3 separate regions of the Mus musculus genome follow, and regions 1 and 2 are each linked to region 3. A link is a loop called in an ENCODE intact Hi-C map of the cell type or tissue named here. Cell type or tissue: heart. All regions are shown on one strand.

Evidence for each region. Hi-C counts contacts between places; a loop is a spot of excess contacts. Peaks named below come from ENCODE experiments on the same cell type or tissue, not always from the same donor. Only the 100,000 strongest peaks of a DNase experiment are listed, where the experiment ranks them.
Region 1: a loop joins it to region 3, with 2.2 times the contacts of the local background. A loop is called at or near these places in 6 of 42 quality-filtered maps.
Region 2: a loop joins it to region 3, with 2.3 times the contacts of the local background. A loop is called at or near these places in 15 of 42 quality-filtered maps.

What each region holds. Positions count from the first base shown.
Region 1 is chr9:44,127,700-44,132,699 of GRCm38, forward strand. The region is part of intron 1 of Gm10687 (predicted gene 10687); the gene reads right to left. Among named protein-coding and RNA genes, the nearest start is that of Gm10687, 4.3 kb to the right of the region's middle. In heart, no CTCF peak of the experiment used is centred here; DNase peaks (open chromatin) are centred at 2,432, 3,102 and 3,492; H3K4me3 peaks cover 1,608 bases; H3K27ac peaks cover 3,931 bases.
Region 2 is chr9:44,290,370-44,295,369 of GRCm38, forward strand. It overlaps a transcript of Hinfp not described here. Among named protein-coding and RNA genes, the nearest start is that of Abcg4, 4.6 kb to the left of the region's middle. In heart, a CTCF peak has its summit at 2,301 (motif pointing right); a DNase peak (open chromatin) is centred at 2,302.
Region 3 is chr9:44,341,769-44,346,768 of GRCm38, forward strand. Hmbs (hydroxymethylbilane synthase) reads right to left here and starts at 613. Exons shown (of 14, transcript NM_001110251.1): 1 at 453-613; 2 at 250-303. The coding sequence starts at 285. In heart, no CTCF peak of the experiment used is centred here; DNase peaks (open chromatin) are centred at 1,663 and 2,213; H3K4me3 peaks cover 3,118 bases; H3K27ac peaks cover 3,522 bases.

The DNA of each region.
Region 1 (5,000 bases), 210 kb before region 3:
CCCGGTTCCAGAAAGACTCTCCTGGCTGGCAGAGGTCCCGGGACCAGGCTCTGGCACTCCCTGTTCTGAGTCCCTGTTCTACCTTCTTTTGAGTCCACAGAGTTCAGCCTTTAATTTGGCTCTTCTCATGACTGACCTTTCTTCAGACCCTCATTGCTTGCTGGGATTGTAGTTCATTGGCAGATGCTCGCTCACCCAGCACACACGAAGTCTCGGTTTGATCCACAGCATTGCATGAAACAGGCAAGGTGGGACATGCCTATGATACCAGAACTCAGGGCACCAGGGCTAGAAGACCAGAAGTGCAAAGCCATCCTTGGTACATAGGAAGTTTAAGGCCAATCAAGACAAAATTTAATTTTTTAAAAAAGATTTATTTATGGGCTGGTGAGATGGCTCAGTGGGTAAGAGCACCCGACTGCTCTTCCAAAGGTCCGGAGTTCAAATCCCAGCAACCACATGGTGGCTCACAACCATCCATAACAAAAATCTGATGCCCTCTTCTGGAGTGTCTGAAGACAACTACAGTGTACACATATAATAAATAAATATCTTTAAAAAAAAAAGGGGGGGTCTTGAATTAAAGAGGCAGGCAGCAGATTTCTGAGTTCAAGTCCAGCCTGGTTTACAGAGTGAGTTCCAGGACAGCCAGGGCTGCACAGAGAAACCTTGTCTCAAAAACAGAAACAAAAAAGAAAGGGTCTTGAAATCTTGCCCAGGCTAGCCTCAGCCCCCTACCTCAGCCTCCCAAGTACCAGGAAAGCATGGGCTATGCTGCCCAGAGTTTCCTCTGAAAGTTTGTTGTTGTTTTTTTGAGTCTTGACACAAGGTGTTTTTGTGTAACACAACTCTGGTTGTCCTGGAACTTGCTCTGTAAACCAAGCTGGCCTTGACCTCAGAGACCCACCTGCCTCTGCCTCCCCAGGAGTGGAATTAAAATAGGAAGCTGGCTTCTATCACCCAGCTAAATGCTAATTTTTCTTTTAAGGATAACATTTCACTATATAAATCCAGGCTGGCCTCAAAACCATGATCCTCCTATCTTCACTTCTAAATGCTGGGACGAAAGGCCTGTTCAAGTACACCCACCCTTTCTCATTTTCTCTTTTAAAGATCAAGATAAACTTGGCTCACCAAAGTGACCCCTAAGTAAAAGTTCTAGGCTGTAAAGTTCCCTGTAAAGAGAGCACAGCTCCTTCTGTCCCTCAGAACTCTGTCCTGGTTCTGTTAGGTAGTAAGCTGGTCTCAAGACCACCAGTTCCTTCAGTGTTTGAGCCCTCACGGCTTCCAGCGGGACAGATGCTTGCAAGAGAAGCAGGTCTGCACCTCCCCGGCTAGTTTGGATCCAAATCCCATGATCCACTGAAGCTCCCCTGGTGGCCCAAAGTAGCGGGGTGTTAGCTTCTTGTGGGTTCTTCTTCCTTCCACCCTTCTCCATCCCCCTTCCCACACTTTCAACCCCCTAACACTAGATAGGAGAAAGGGGAAGAAGAAGGGGCGACTTTATAGACTACTTCCTGCTGATCAGGGGCAGAGTTCCTTAGGGAGAGTTTGAGCTATGGAGTCAGGATATCTAATACCGTCTTCCTTCTTTGCACCAGACAACTTAAACCATAGCCCACCCTGTCTCTCTGGGCTCTGGGATTTATATACCCTCTGAAAAGTCCCCAGAAACTATCTGCTGTTGGCAAAACCACACCCCTGCTACAGCAGGAGACAAATCATAGTTAGCAGCTATGGACAATCTGAAGCAGTCCCATATCCCATATCTGGGATTAAAATGAAAACATCCTTATAATATTTGTTTGGTTTTGTTTTTCACTTGAAACCAGAATTCTCACCGTCTAGGTATGCAGTCTGGGAAGCCAGCAGGTGGGCCTTGTCTATCTCCTTTATTCTCAAGTCAACTACCGTAAGATCCCAACCCTGTCAGGTCCCTTTCTGGGTTGACAGCCTTAAGGACTGAGGGTGTTACGTCCTCCGAGAACACAGGGGCCAGCAGAATGTGACTTCGGATTTCCCACAAGCTCCCCAGCTTATCAGCCTCCAGGACAATGCAAAGTCAAACTTAAGCAGCCCTCTGGGGACATTCCTCCCCCTGGGTGGTGGTATTTGGGAGAGAGGATGTGAAACTTCCTGGGGGTGGGAGTAGGTATAAACTTCCAGCATCCGGCCTGGGCCCCCTACATCCTCCTTACCCCAGATTTAAGCTGGGGACCGGGAAATGGGACGAGGGTATGAACCTAGAAGCCTCAGATCCAGGACTTCACCAGTGACTTGACTTGCTCTGCGCAGGGAGCCCGCTGCTGGGACCCGGTGCTTGGGCAGAATCCTGCCCGCGGGGTCCCACTCTACCCTGGACCCTGAGGCACAGCGGCACCGCACTCCCGTTCTCCCCCGGGACCTGACCCCGCCCTTTCAGAGGAGTGACAGGACCGACTGAATCACCGCTCAGTACCGCGCTGGGAAAGACTCTGAGACCGGATTCGAGATTTCCGGAGAGTCCTATGGTCCCCCTCCCAACTCGACTGAGCCGCCTGAGCATTTTTGGTAATGTTTGGGTTGGTGAGGACGACCGGATGCCCCGCCTCCCCTCGGCATCCCCTGGGCAGGACCTCGGAGCTTCGGGCTGCTGCAGCGCCTTCCCGCCTCGGCTGCTTCTGTGCACTAGAGACCCTGGACGCTGCGAAGTGGGCCTGTGGACTGTTCCACAAGGAGAGACCCCCAGGCTCAGAAGGGACAAGAGTGGCAGTCTAATGTCTAAATATTCACATAAGGGCTGGGAGCAGGATGGAAGGGCCACGACCCCTGTCAACATACCTCAATCACTGCTGCCTTGTTGGCTTTAAGGGTTCATAGTCTAACAAATATCCTGATTCGTTCATACTTGCCTCCCCACATCCCAACTCTACGGCAAGGAAGGGGCCAAGAGAAGAGGCCTTAAGTTCCCAGGGGAGTCCTGGAATGTTGGGAGCCTGGGAACAGACCCAGCAGTACATGGGAAAGCCAGGCGGTGGGAATCCCACCATCCAGCCCCCTCCCCAGCACGAACCACCGGATGCTGCAGACCTCAGCGCCCCAACAGCGGGGTTTGTGCCCGTGGAAGTCCCCACCCTAGCCCAAGTCCGGTGCAACCCTAAGGTTCAGTAGGCCAGCTGTGACGAAGACGCCCCTCCCCCACTCTGCTCCAACATAATCCTCCCCTTTGTGTCACTAGCTTCCCCCCCCCCACCCCCTTCTCTGGCTCCCCCGTCTCTGACCCCTGCACAATAGGGCCTTTGCCGCCTCCAAGGGTGGAGATGAACTCACGGTTTTTCCAAGTTTAAAAATAGCTCCTCCCATCCCCCCTCCAGAAAGCCACCCTCCCCCTCTTCCATGTTGCTGCTGGTGTGCACCCCAATACAGTGTGCGCCTCCTTCCTCCTGCCCTGGGTCAGGTGCGAAGGACATGAGTGAGACTTCGTGTCCGGCCGGAGTAGGGCCTGCTTCCCTCCATTCAATTCCTTCCTACACATCTTCCACCCACCCCTAGTATCCGGTTTCCTGGCTTGGTGTTCTCTGGAGCAATTGACCCCCCCTTCTCACGCACCCTGGTTTTCACTCTGCACAGTCTCCTCCCAGAACAGATCCCCCCTACTCTCTAAAGTCCCCTGCCACCGCTCCTGGGTCCTGTTTTCTGGACAGGGATGGGAGGGGCGATGGGGAGATGGAGACCCCGGCCCCTCAACCTCTACAGATGCCAAGACTGCCGCTCACCGCTCCCCCCACCCCCATCTCCTCATCACAGCTGCAAGCACACTATATTCATTTCCTTCCTCCGCCCAGGCCATCCTTCCCAGCAAAGGGAGTGGGCATCCTTGTCTTTTTACCTCCAACTCTACTCTTCCCCACTGTAATAAGGAATGGAAAGCCCCAGCCACACAGGGCTGTAGGTGACTGGACTGGGATGCCCACTCTCCCATCCAGCCTGTGTGCCTAGCTGCAGTATGCTGCCTCTCGCCTCCCGGTTCTTCTCTCGTATGCTGGTTTCACTCCTGGCTAAAGGAAGTCCTCATGAGAGGGAAGCTCTGTTCTCTGGTGTCTTAGATGAGCTGAAGGCTCTACTCCCACTCACTCCACACAGACTATGCTCTCTGCTCTCTGTTCTGGTTCATAGCCCTTCGAGTCTCTCCAGAGTCCTTAACCCATCTTTGGTTTGTAATTTCAAAAGGGATGGTCTTCATAGACCATGTCTAGGCTGAGTGAGTGTCCCCTGATCCTTTCCTACCAGCTGGAGGCTACTTGCTGCTGCTGCTGCTGCTGCTGCTGCTGCTGCTGCTATTCTATTTTTTAAAGAGTTCTTTTTTAAAATCTTTAAAGATTATCCTAGGCCGGGCATGGTGGCGCATGCCTTTAATCCCAGCACTTGGGAGGCAGAGGCATGCGGATTTCTGAGTTCGAGGCCAGCCTGGTCTACAAAGTGAGTTCCAGTACAGCCGGGTCTACACAGAGAAAGCCTGTCTCGAAAAACCAAACCAAAAAAAAAAAAAAAGATTATCCTATTAGGCTCCTTTAGATAAAGCAGATACTTGTAAGGCAAAATAAATGTTAAGTAAACGTCTTGTGGGCTGAAGGGGTTGTGTGTTCTCCCAACACTGCCCAAACCACTCTTAAACTCAGGCTCTGCATCTGAGAGTAGCTGGGAGTGTAGCTCAGGTATCTACCAGTCAGCCAACGCTGTCTACCTGGCACAGAAATGTGCTACTTTCAGGTTTGTGTTCTTTTTGATTTTCCTAGTAAGCTAACAGCTCCTTACACAGAAACATGGGAAAGACTGAAGTTCGGCTCAGGACAGAGGAACATCCTTTGTGTCAGCAAAGTCTGCTGAGAACGTGTTTTGTGTACTTGACACAGAATGGGGATGGGGGGCAGTAACGCCAGAGGCCTCAGCACCATCCCAGTAACTTAGGGAGATGCCACCGTAGACTTCCAGTCCTCAGGTTAGTGCCGAATTCAGGGAAC
Region 2 (5,000 bases), 51 kb before region 3:
GAGAGAGAGAGCGAGAGAGCGAGAGAGCGAGAGAGCAAGAGAGAGAGAGATCTCCACCATCACATCACTCTGGGTCTCCTATGAGCTTTTTGAAACCTCCAAGACCATCCCCAGTGACATTCCTCTTTCAACAAGGCCACACCTCCTAATCCTTCTTAAACAGTGCCACTTCCTGGTGACTAAGCATTCAAATATATGAGGGGGGCATAATTCTTATTGAAACCCTCACACTTGAGTAATAGTATATATTATCTTCTCACATATTTATCACTTCTTTCTGTTGGATATATCCAACCTACTAGCTTTTTTGAAGTATCCAATCACTGGCACCCACAGTTAGCCCACCGTTATAACACATCAGAAATGGTTTTCCCAGGGCTGAGGGTACAACTCAGTGGTTCAACCCTCAGCACCGCACACGAAAGCTTTTACTATTGCACACTGTGCCTGCTGACCTCTCCCCACCCCCACCACCTCAACCCCACGGAGTCTTCTCTTGAGCAGGTTCCTCATCTCTTCGCCTCATCAGGAACATGGAGATGGCAAACGCACAGCATAACTGGTCGGGCATGGAGGCACATGTCATAGTCCTGGCACTGAATGAGGAGGACCTTGAGGTCAAGGGTAGCCTTGTGATTCTCAGAGACCATGCAGCCCTGGGGGTAGGGGTGCCAGCACGGGGAGGGGGAAATGCTGCCCATGATTCAGGATCATTTTCTTTCTCCAGAACGATACCCCACTTCTTGGCAAAGGAGAAGCCACACTTATCCTAGATAGACCTTGTACCTTACCAACAGTGGTTGTCACACTTTAGTGTTCACCCCAAATCCTCTGAAAGGCTAAAGACTTATGTGCTGGGTTCCACTCCTAAGGTTTCTGACTTAGTATCTAGAGTGGGTCTTTGCTTAGTATAGACCTCATCTTCTAAGTCATCTTGTGACAGACTTTTCTTAATGTCCAGATCTCCCCCGCTTCTCCAAATACATATCTGCCTATTCCCTAAGATTTATCTTTTTTGTTCCCCGAGAGAATCCTCCCATTCCTACCTAGCCCTTCCCACTACCTCCATCCAAGCAGTTTATTTCCACGGAAGATTTCCTATGGCCAGACATGCAACGGTTGATAATTCTCATCTCAGCTTAGTGCTAGGCGATAATCTAAGCAACAGGCTGCTCTGGACAAGGATTTGTGTGAGTAGTTGATAAGCTTTATGGGGGGGAAAGGAGTGTGGTGGGGTCCTGTGGGATCCAAAAAGGATTTAGACTGGAGATTTGGGAACTGGTCCAGTTGTTCCCAGCACCCCGAGTCTTTGTCCAGTGTGATCTCTCTTGCCCACCAACTGGCTCAACTCTAAACCTGTAAGTCTGTCAAGAAGAAGAGTCTCTGCTGGACATTTGGGAGGTGCTGCTCGGGATGGAAAGGGGGTGCTCAAAAAGGAGAGAGCTTCCTCGCTTCTACAGTACAGCAGCAAAGTTCATCCTCTCTTTCTTGGCTCCCAAACACAGGCAAGTAAGTGGTAACCGTTCTGAACTCTGGCATGATGATCTTCAGAGAGTCTTTCTTGCTTTTGTTTTTTTGAGACAGGATTTCTCTGTGTACCCTTGGCTGTCCTGGAACTCACTCTGTAGACCAGGTTGGCCTCGAACTCAGAAATCCACCTGCCTCTACCTCCCGAGTGCTGGGATTAAAGGTATGCACCACCACTGCCCTGGCGAGAGTCTTGCTTTTAAAGAGTATCTTGTCCCTGTCCTCCTATTCCCTAGCCACCACAGCTGAGCAGTTCCCGTCCCCCACATTCTCCCCCCACGATTTCTCATTGTAGGCCCAGAAACAACTATAGGCATGGCCTGAAACCTCTTTAAAAAAAAAAAAGCCAAAATAAATTCTTTTTGCCTTGTATACCTCATAGGTTTCTTTGTTTTTGTTATAGCGAAAGAGACTAACATAGAATATAAAATAATGTTAGTTGTTTGAGACTGGGTATCTCTGTGTAGCCCTGACTGTCCTGGAATTTACTGTGTAGACCAGTCAGAGCTCTACTGGGATTAAAGGCACCACCACACTCAAGTCTGACATAAAATAATTTAATCAAGCATTTAAACAAGTGTTCTACCATTGAGCTACATTCATGGCCCCTAGAGCCGCGTCTTTCTCTCCTGTTACATGATAGTTCCTTTGATAGGAAGTGAATGCCAAGTTCTCTACCAAAGCCTTTTTGTCTTTTAGGATTACTTATGTGGATGAGTGTTTTGCCTGCATGTATGTCTGTGTACCACATGCACGTTTCATGCTCACAGAGGCCAGCAGAGGGCATCAGATCTCCTGGAACTGGGAGTTATAGATGGCCTTGAGCTACCTGTGGGTACTCATACCTGAACCTGAATCCTCTGGAAGAACAGCAAGTGCTCTTAACCACTGTGTCACCTCTCCAGTCCACACATGTTACTGTGTATTAGTTTCATTTTCTGTTGCTGTGACAAATATCCTGCTAAAAGCACTTTAAGGGACAAAGGGTTATTATGCTCGTAATTCCAAAGTTACAGACTACTGGGGAGTCAAGGTGTCAGGAACTTGACACATATCACAGTCAAGAGCAGAGAACAAATACACACATGCCTGCCAGTGTTCAGCTGTCTCTACACTAAGGATCTGCCTGCCCAGAAAATAGTGCCACCCACAGTGGGTGGATCTTCTTACCTCAACACAATCAAGATAATCCCACACAGACATGCTCACAATGGGTCAGCGAGATCTAGACAGTCCCTCAATGAGACTCTCTTTGCAGGTGACTCTAGATTACGTCAAGTTGGCAAATTAACTGTCACAACTGGAAACTGAACTTATGCCTTTGTTAGGTAAATACTATAGGGCTGGTCTTAACCAAAGTCTCTTTCTTTATCTACCTTCCCTCAGTAGAACTTGAAGTCTTGTAACACCCTTTGGCTCATCCGTTTTGCCTCCAGAGGACCTGAGTTCAATTCCCAGCATGGTCTAGAAACGATTTCTTTACCCCTTCCTGCTACACTACATGAAAGGACCATGCTCTTCATTTATTCCAGTCCTGAGCAGTTTATTCATTCATTTCATATTTGAGTGCTCTTCTGAGAAGCAGCCACACTAGTTCCCAACTCCTGGGTTCCCTGGTATCCCCATCGCACCAAACCCTTCAAACACTGCAATCCTTCTAGGGCTGCCTTCTTTGTGTTACTGCTTAGGAGGAAGCCTCTTCCTGCAGTCTTCCCGAACTTCTACACGTAATCTGCCTAAGCTATAGCAAAGACTCAATAGAAATTGATATAGCCTTTTGTTTTTTCTTTACAAAGGCCATCTATTTCTGAGACAGGCTCTCTCTGCATAGCCCTGAATGTCCTGGAACATAGACCAGACTTGCCTCCAATTCAAGGGATCTGCTGGACTCTCCTGAATGCTGGTATTAGGTGTGTACCACTACACTTCTGTAATAGGCAGTTTTTGCAGTAAGAAATCAGGAGCTGAGTATGGTGGTACATACTTGTAATCCCAGCAGCCAGGAAGCGGGTTAGAGAAGAGAACCAAAAGATCTGAAGCCTGCCTCTCAAAGCAAAATTTAAAAGAAAAAAAAACAGTCCTCATCATCCCCTACTCTCACCCCAAGACAGGATTTCTGTGTAGCCCTGGCTATCCTGGAACTCTCTCAATAGACCAGGCTATCCTTGAACTCATAGAGATCTACATGGATGTCTTTTAAGTGCTGGGATTAAAAGGGTGCACCACCACCATCTAGCTCCTTTTCGTTTTCTTTTTAGCAAAGCTGGGAAGGAAAGCCAGGGCCTTGTTTACAAAGCACAAGACAGAAGACCCAAGTCAAACGAGCTCAGGGAGATCCTGCCTCACACAGGTGGTGCTGGTGGTGGTGAAGCAGACACAGTTCCTGGACAGTTTAGGAAGGCTTCGTCCTGAAGATGCTAAAGTTCAGAAATCCTTCTATGCAGCTATCTAAGGATCTAAGGTCCCCAAGAATACTCCCTTTACACGGACTAAGAGAGCCAACAAAAGGGCAATATGCATGGGGATGGCTCGGTCAGTAAGTGCTTGCTCTACAAACACAAGGATCTGAGCCCAGACACCCAACACTTAGGTAAAAGCTCTACCCAGCATGGTATCAGGGGCAGAGAAAGGCAAATCCCCAGAGCTCACTGGTTAGTCGAGAAAACAGGTGAGAGTGCACATACCATGTACCCAGGGACAGACACTCACACATATACTACACTTTTTTTTTTTAAGTTTTTTTGAGACAGGATTTCTCCATGTAGCCCTGGCTATTCTAGAACTCACTCTGTAGACCAGACTGGCCTTAACCTCCAATGCCCGCCTCTGTCTCCTTAAGTGTCAGGATTAAAGGTAAGTGCCACTATGTCTAATGTTTTTCAATTGGGGAAAAAAAAGGGTGGGGTGGGGGCTGGAGAGATGGCTCAGTGGTTAAGAGCACTAACTGTTCTTCCAGAGGTCCTCAGTTCAATTCCCAGCAACCACATGGTGGCTCACAACCACAGCAATGGGAATCTGATGTCCTCTTTGTGTCTGAGAACAGTGACAGTATACTCATAAACAAAATAAATAAAATCTTTAAAAATAAAGAAAAAAAAAGAGTTAATTCTTTTGAGGAATTTCAACTTCAAGAATACAACAAAAGAGGCTGGAGAGATGGCTAAGCAGGCGAGAGCACTTGTTGCTCTTGCAGAGAACCACATTCAGTTTCCAGCACCCACCTGTCTTTAACTTCAGTTCCAGAGGATTGGTCACCCTTTTTACCTGCATGGACACTGCTTGACTATGATATACTTACATACATAAAGGCAAAACACACACACACACACACATGATCATATATGTGACATAAGCTTATCAAAATAGATCCACTCTGTAGGAAACTGTATAGATTTTCTAGCTTGATTCCTGGCCCTTGAGTATTTGGCATTCTCTAGGGTCACTTCCTGACCTACCTCCATTTCTGTTTCCTT
Region 3 (5,000 bases):
CCAAGAAAGCAATGAAAGGGGTTAGACTTCTCACATGAGGCCTGCCCTGAGAGTCCCTTCTCTGTACCCCAATCATTTCCCTGCTCCAGAGACTCTCTTTTCTGTACCCCATGAAATCGACTCTCACACACTCTTATTTGCTCAATGCTAGCCTTTGGGTCCCACTAGTGACCCTGTGAGTCTCTGGGTCCCACTAGTGACCCTGTGAGCATTACAATTCTTGAGACAACGCGCTATGTCTGTACTCACCTGGCTCTTACGGGTGCCCACTCGAATCACCCTCATCTTTGAGCCGTTTTCTTCCTGCAGAAGAAAGTCCCTAGGTTACGATCTTTTCCTCATTCAAAGAACTAGGATCACAGGCTTAGGAAAGAGGACTCCCAGGTCCTAGGCAGGTGAGGCTGCTAGGAAGGAGAGACTCCCAGGACTGGTCCTTGAATCTTCCTTGGTACCTTCTGCCCTCCTACGGGATCCAGAGAAGCAAGACCAGAGGAAAAGCTGTAATAGGATCTGTTGTGGCAGCAGCAACAGGACACTGAGCCCCAAAGCCCAGCCTGGCCAAGGAGGTTCTGAGTGGGAGGGCTGCACACAGCCAGGTGGGCAAAATGATAAGGCCCATCAGCCTCGGCACAGTGAGGGTGGGCCCTGCTGGAGGGTGGGGCCTACAGAAGCTGGGGCAGGACAGCCGAAGCCTCCCATTGCTAGAGAACAAGCTCACTGTCCACAACAACTCAGGCACTTGAGAAGGCCTCACTAAGCCCTGGGTGAGTCACTAAGCATCCCTTAGTACCACCAGGATGTACTCCTAACAAGGACTGAAATCAACCAAGCTAATGTACAGCCCTTTCATGCCCTTGGCTGGGTGACTTTGGGAACATCATCCCATCAAGGGCTTGTTAAATTAAAGGCCACCTCATGCCTCAAGAAGTCCCAGAAGACTACAAGAATAAACTGCCTAACAGTCATTGCCTACTGGCTTCCTCTGGTGTCTTAAGCCAGAGCCAAGAGCTCAAAAGGACACACCTCTTTCTTTTGTTAAGGCGCCTTGGATAAAGGTGTCTAGGGCCAAGCAGGTAGAACTGGGTTCTGCAGTCTGATACAAAGGGGACAGGAGTCACTGTACAGATTGTCCCCCTTCCCTGCACCAGGTTCCTCATCTCACAGGTTCTTCTATAACCAGACACTCAAGTTCTTGGTCACTGAAGGTGAAAACTTGCTCTTGGACTCCAGTCTACTCCACTGCTGAAGATCCCTCCAACAAACGACTCTGAGATAGCCTTTGCAATTTAGCTGGGCTTGAAATAACACAGAAATTTCGGACAACAGGGAGCCCATAGAAAGGAATTGCTAAGTTCAAACAATTTGTTTTTTAATTAATTGACCCAGAACAGCATTTGAGCCGTGTCTGCATATTGTCCTTGCAACAACCCTACTAGGTTAGACAGGGTAGGTACTTCCACCCGTGTCACAGAAGCAAAGATGCAGAGTGGTCAAATTACTGTCTAAACATCTCACAGCTATGAACAGACAGAAAGTGGGTGCTGAAATCCAGGCCTTCCTACCCTAACCCTGTGCTCTAAAAATGTTTTCATAGCCAAGACTACTGCTTACTGCCTGGGCAGGAGATAAGCAGGCTTCCCAGCTCAGCCTTATCTCAGGCAGCCTGCCCACAAGTTCAGAACTTTCCAGGCAGGCCAGAAATGACAAGGCCCAGGGGTGGGTTCCCCCGCTCACAATAGCAATTCAGGTGTGTCTCTACTAGGACTTTTGTGGGTGGCTAAGGCTGGGTGACTTCATAACGGTGAACGGGAGAAGGCGTGTAACCTCCAAGATGTTTGTATACAGTTTTAAGAAGTGGGGTGTGCTCTCCCCTGAATGAAGTGGATCGTATTCCGAGATAGCTGGATTTGCCTCAGCCCCTTCTTCGTGAAAAGGATCTTGTCTGTGTATAATCCTTTACTGGCCGGGAACAACAGAGATCCAGCCAGAGCCTACAGGGATGGAATCCCAGGGCGGACCACCTTTCCACTCACAACCCCGCCCCCACTGCTCGAGATCACTCCTTCCCTGCCTTAGGGCAACCTAGTTACTGGCCCTTTAAAAAAAACCTTGGGGGGGGGGGGAAAATGACAGCTAACTATTCCGACCAATAGACGACGAGAACATGGCAACCCGGGGCCAATCATTGCACCCAGAAAGCCCCGAGAAGTGCGGGTCATCGGTCACCGGCTCAGAACTCACCGCGGTTGTGGCCGCGCCGCCGTTACCGGACATGACTCCGCCCAGGGCGCAGGCGCGGCAGTGCCGCTGCGGTCCCCTGGTGTCTGCAGAAGCCGGCGACCTGGGCCGGCCGGGACTGAAGGCACATGGGGCCCGAGCCCGCACTTCACTCCGGCTGCAGGACCTGCTGAGCTCTGCGTCACGTCCGCTGCCCTCCCTCAACGGGGCGGTGCCTTCCTCTGGGCGGGAATTAGGATTGCGACATAGCCAGCCTCTTCGCTCAAGTCCACTGCACAGAACAACTCAAAAAGATTTTTTTCCTTTTCAATTTTTATTATCTTTTACTTTTTAAAAAAATTATTTTATGTATATGAGTACACCATTGCTCTCTTCTTTAGACACACCAGAAAAGGGCATCAGACCCTATTGCAGATGGTTGTGAGCCACCATGTGGTTTCTGGGAATTGAACTCAGGACCTCTGAAAGAGCAGTCAGTGCTCTTAACCACTAAGCTCTCCAGCCCTATTTACTTTGTGTGTGGGGGGGGGGTGGGGGGGGTGTTTTGAGACAGGATCTGTGTAGCCCCTGGCTGTTTTAGAACTAGCACTGTAGACCAGACTAGCCTTAAATTTACATACATCATAGATCAGCCTGCCCCTACCTCCCAAGTGCTGGGATTTAAAGCCACCCCCTCACCTGGCTATTTTATATTGCATTTATTCAGTGTAGTGTTGGTGCATACGGAGGTCCTAGGATAACCTGACAGAGTTAGCTCTTGCCCTCCATTATGTCCCAGACCGTTTGAACAAGTTTCCATGCCTGCCTGCTAGGGTGCTCTCATCGTCCATAAAGAACTTCAGAAGGCTCCTCAGAATTTGACAGACTCACCTCTCCAGCGCTGGCATAAGCAATTAGTGTAACAGTTGTTTTTTCTTCTTCTTGTTGATTTGTTTTGTTTTAATGAGGCAAGATTTGTGCTGTTATGAGCCCAGGCTGGCCTTGAAGTTTTCCATTTTCTTGCCTTAGCTCCCCATAGTAGAGAGTATTTCTTGTTTGTTTGGTTGGTTGGTTGGTTGAGACAGGGTCTCATGTAGCCTAGCCTCAAACTTGTTATGTAGCTCAGAATGGCCTTGAACTAGCATTAGAACATATACCACCATGCTTGAATTTCCAAAGAGATAAAAGGTCCTGTCAGGGTCTCTAGAGATGGCTCAGTGGTTAAGAGCATTTGCTGCTCTTACAGAGGACCTGGGTTTGGTTTCCAGCAGTTCTATAAGTTCTGACAGCCTTTCCTAATCTCCCTGAGCACCAAGCATGCATGAGGTGCACATGCATACAGGCAGGCACCTACACATGCATAAAATAAAAATATAACTTACAAAAAATTGTGAAAAGCTGGGCATGATGGTACTTCTTTAATCCCAACACTTAAGAGTTAGAGGATCTCAAGGCCAACTTCAACCACACAGTAGATTTAAAACTAGTCTGGGCTACCAGAGACCCTATTTCCCTCTCCCACCCCAGGGAAGTCCAGGTAGCCAGATGGTACACACCTTTATTCTCAGCACTCCGGATGCAGAGGCAAATCTCTGCAAATGTGTGACTAGACTACATAGTGAGACCCTGCCTCACAAAGGGTGTGTGTGGGGTGTGCAACCCTGGAGACAAGGGAGTGTGTGGGGTGTGCAATCCTAGAGACAAGTGTGTGGGGCGTGCAACCCTGGAGACAAGGGAATGTGTGGGGCGTACAACCCTGGAGATGAGTGGGAGTGCCAACACTGTGAGGGACAGATTCAGGCTTCACATGTCCTAGGCATACATTGCACCACTGAGCTCTATGCCCAGCCTCCAAAGTGCTTGCCAGGTGTGGGGAGGCTGAGGCAAAAGGATTCTTAATTCTATACTATGTTGCATAGCAAGACCCTGTCTCAAAAGCAAAAAGAACCCTAGCACACACAAACACAGACATGCTGGACTGGTATGCACAGCCCTTGTATCACATGCCTAAGGTCTTGGGTTAGCTCCAAGAAACAAATTGTTCTTTCCACTACTTTGATTAATAGCAATGAATCAAGCATTGTACAGAGGTCATTTGTTTCTTAAGTCAAAATTGCTATTCAAAGTAATATCCAGATGGGAAAACTGAGGTTCTGAGAAAGTAGAAATTGACCTAAGTGGTTGGAAGGAGCGGGGCACTCACATGATCCCAGCTACTGGGGAGGTTGAGACAAGAAGAGGACACCTTGAGCCCAGGAGTTCAAGACCTGCCTAGACAACAAAGGAAGACCCCATGTCGAGCTGGGTGTGGTGGCACACCCCTTTAATCCCAGCACTTGGGAGGCAGAGGCAGGCGGATTTCTGAGTTCAAGACCAGCCTGATCTACAAAGTGAGTTCCAGGACAGCCAGGGCTACAGAGAAACCCTGTCTCGAAAAACCAAAAAAAAAAAAAAAAAAAAACCCATGTCAAAATGAAAAAGAATGGCCCTGGAGCTGCAAGATGGCTCAGTAAGCAAAGCACTTACCTGTGCAGTCATGGTGGCCTGAGTCTGACCCGTTCTAATCCATGGTAAAGGTGGAAGAGAATCCACTCTGAGAGCTGACCTCTGACCTGCCCACCCTACCTCCACATCACACACATACCAAATGAATGTAAAGGAGCTCGAAATCCAATAATACAGCCAGGCAGGACTCAGTCTCGGCAGTCTGATCCAGTCTAACTGCCAACGGAGTGGCCACCTGTAAGCCCAGCCCTAAACAGACTAAAGACAACTGTCACAAG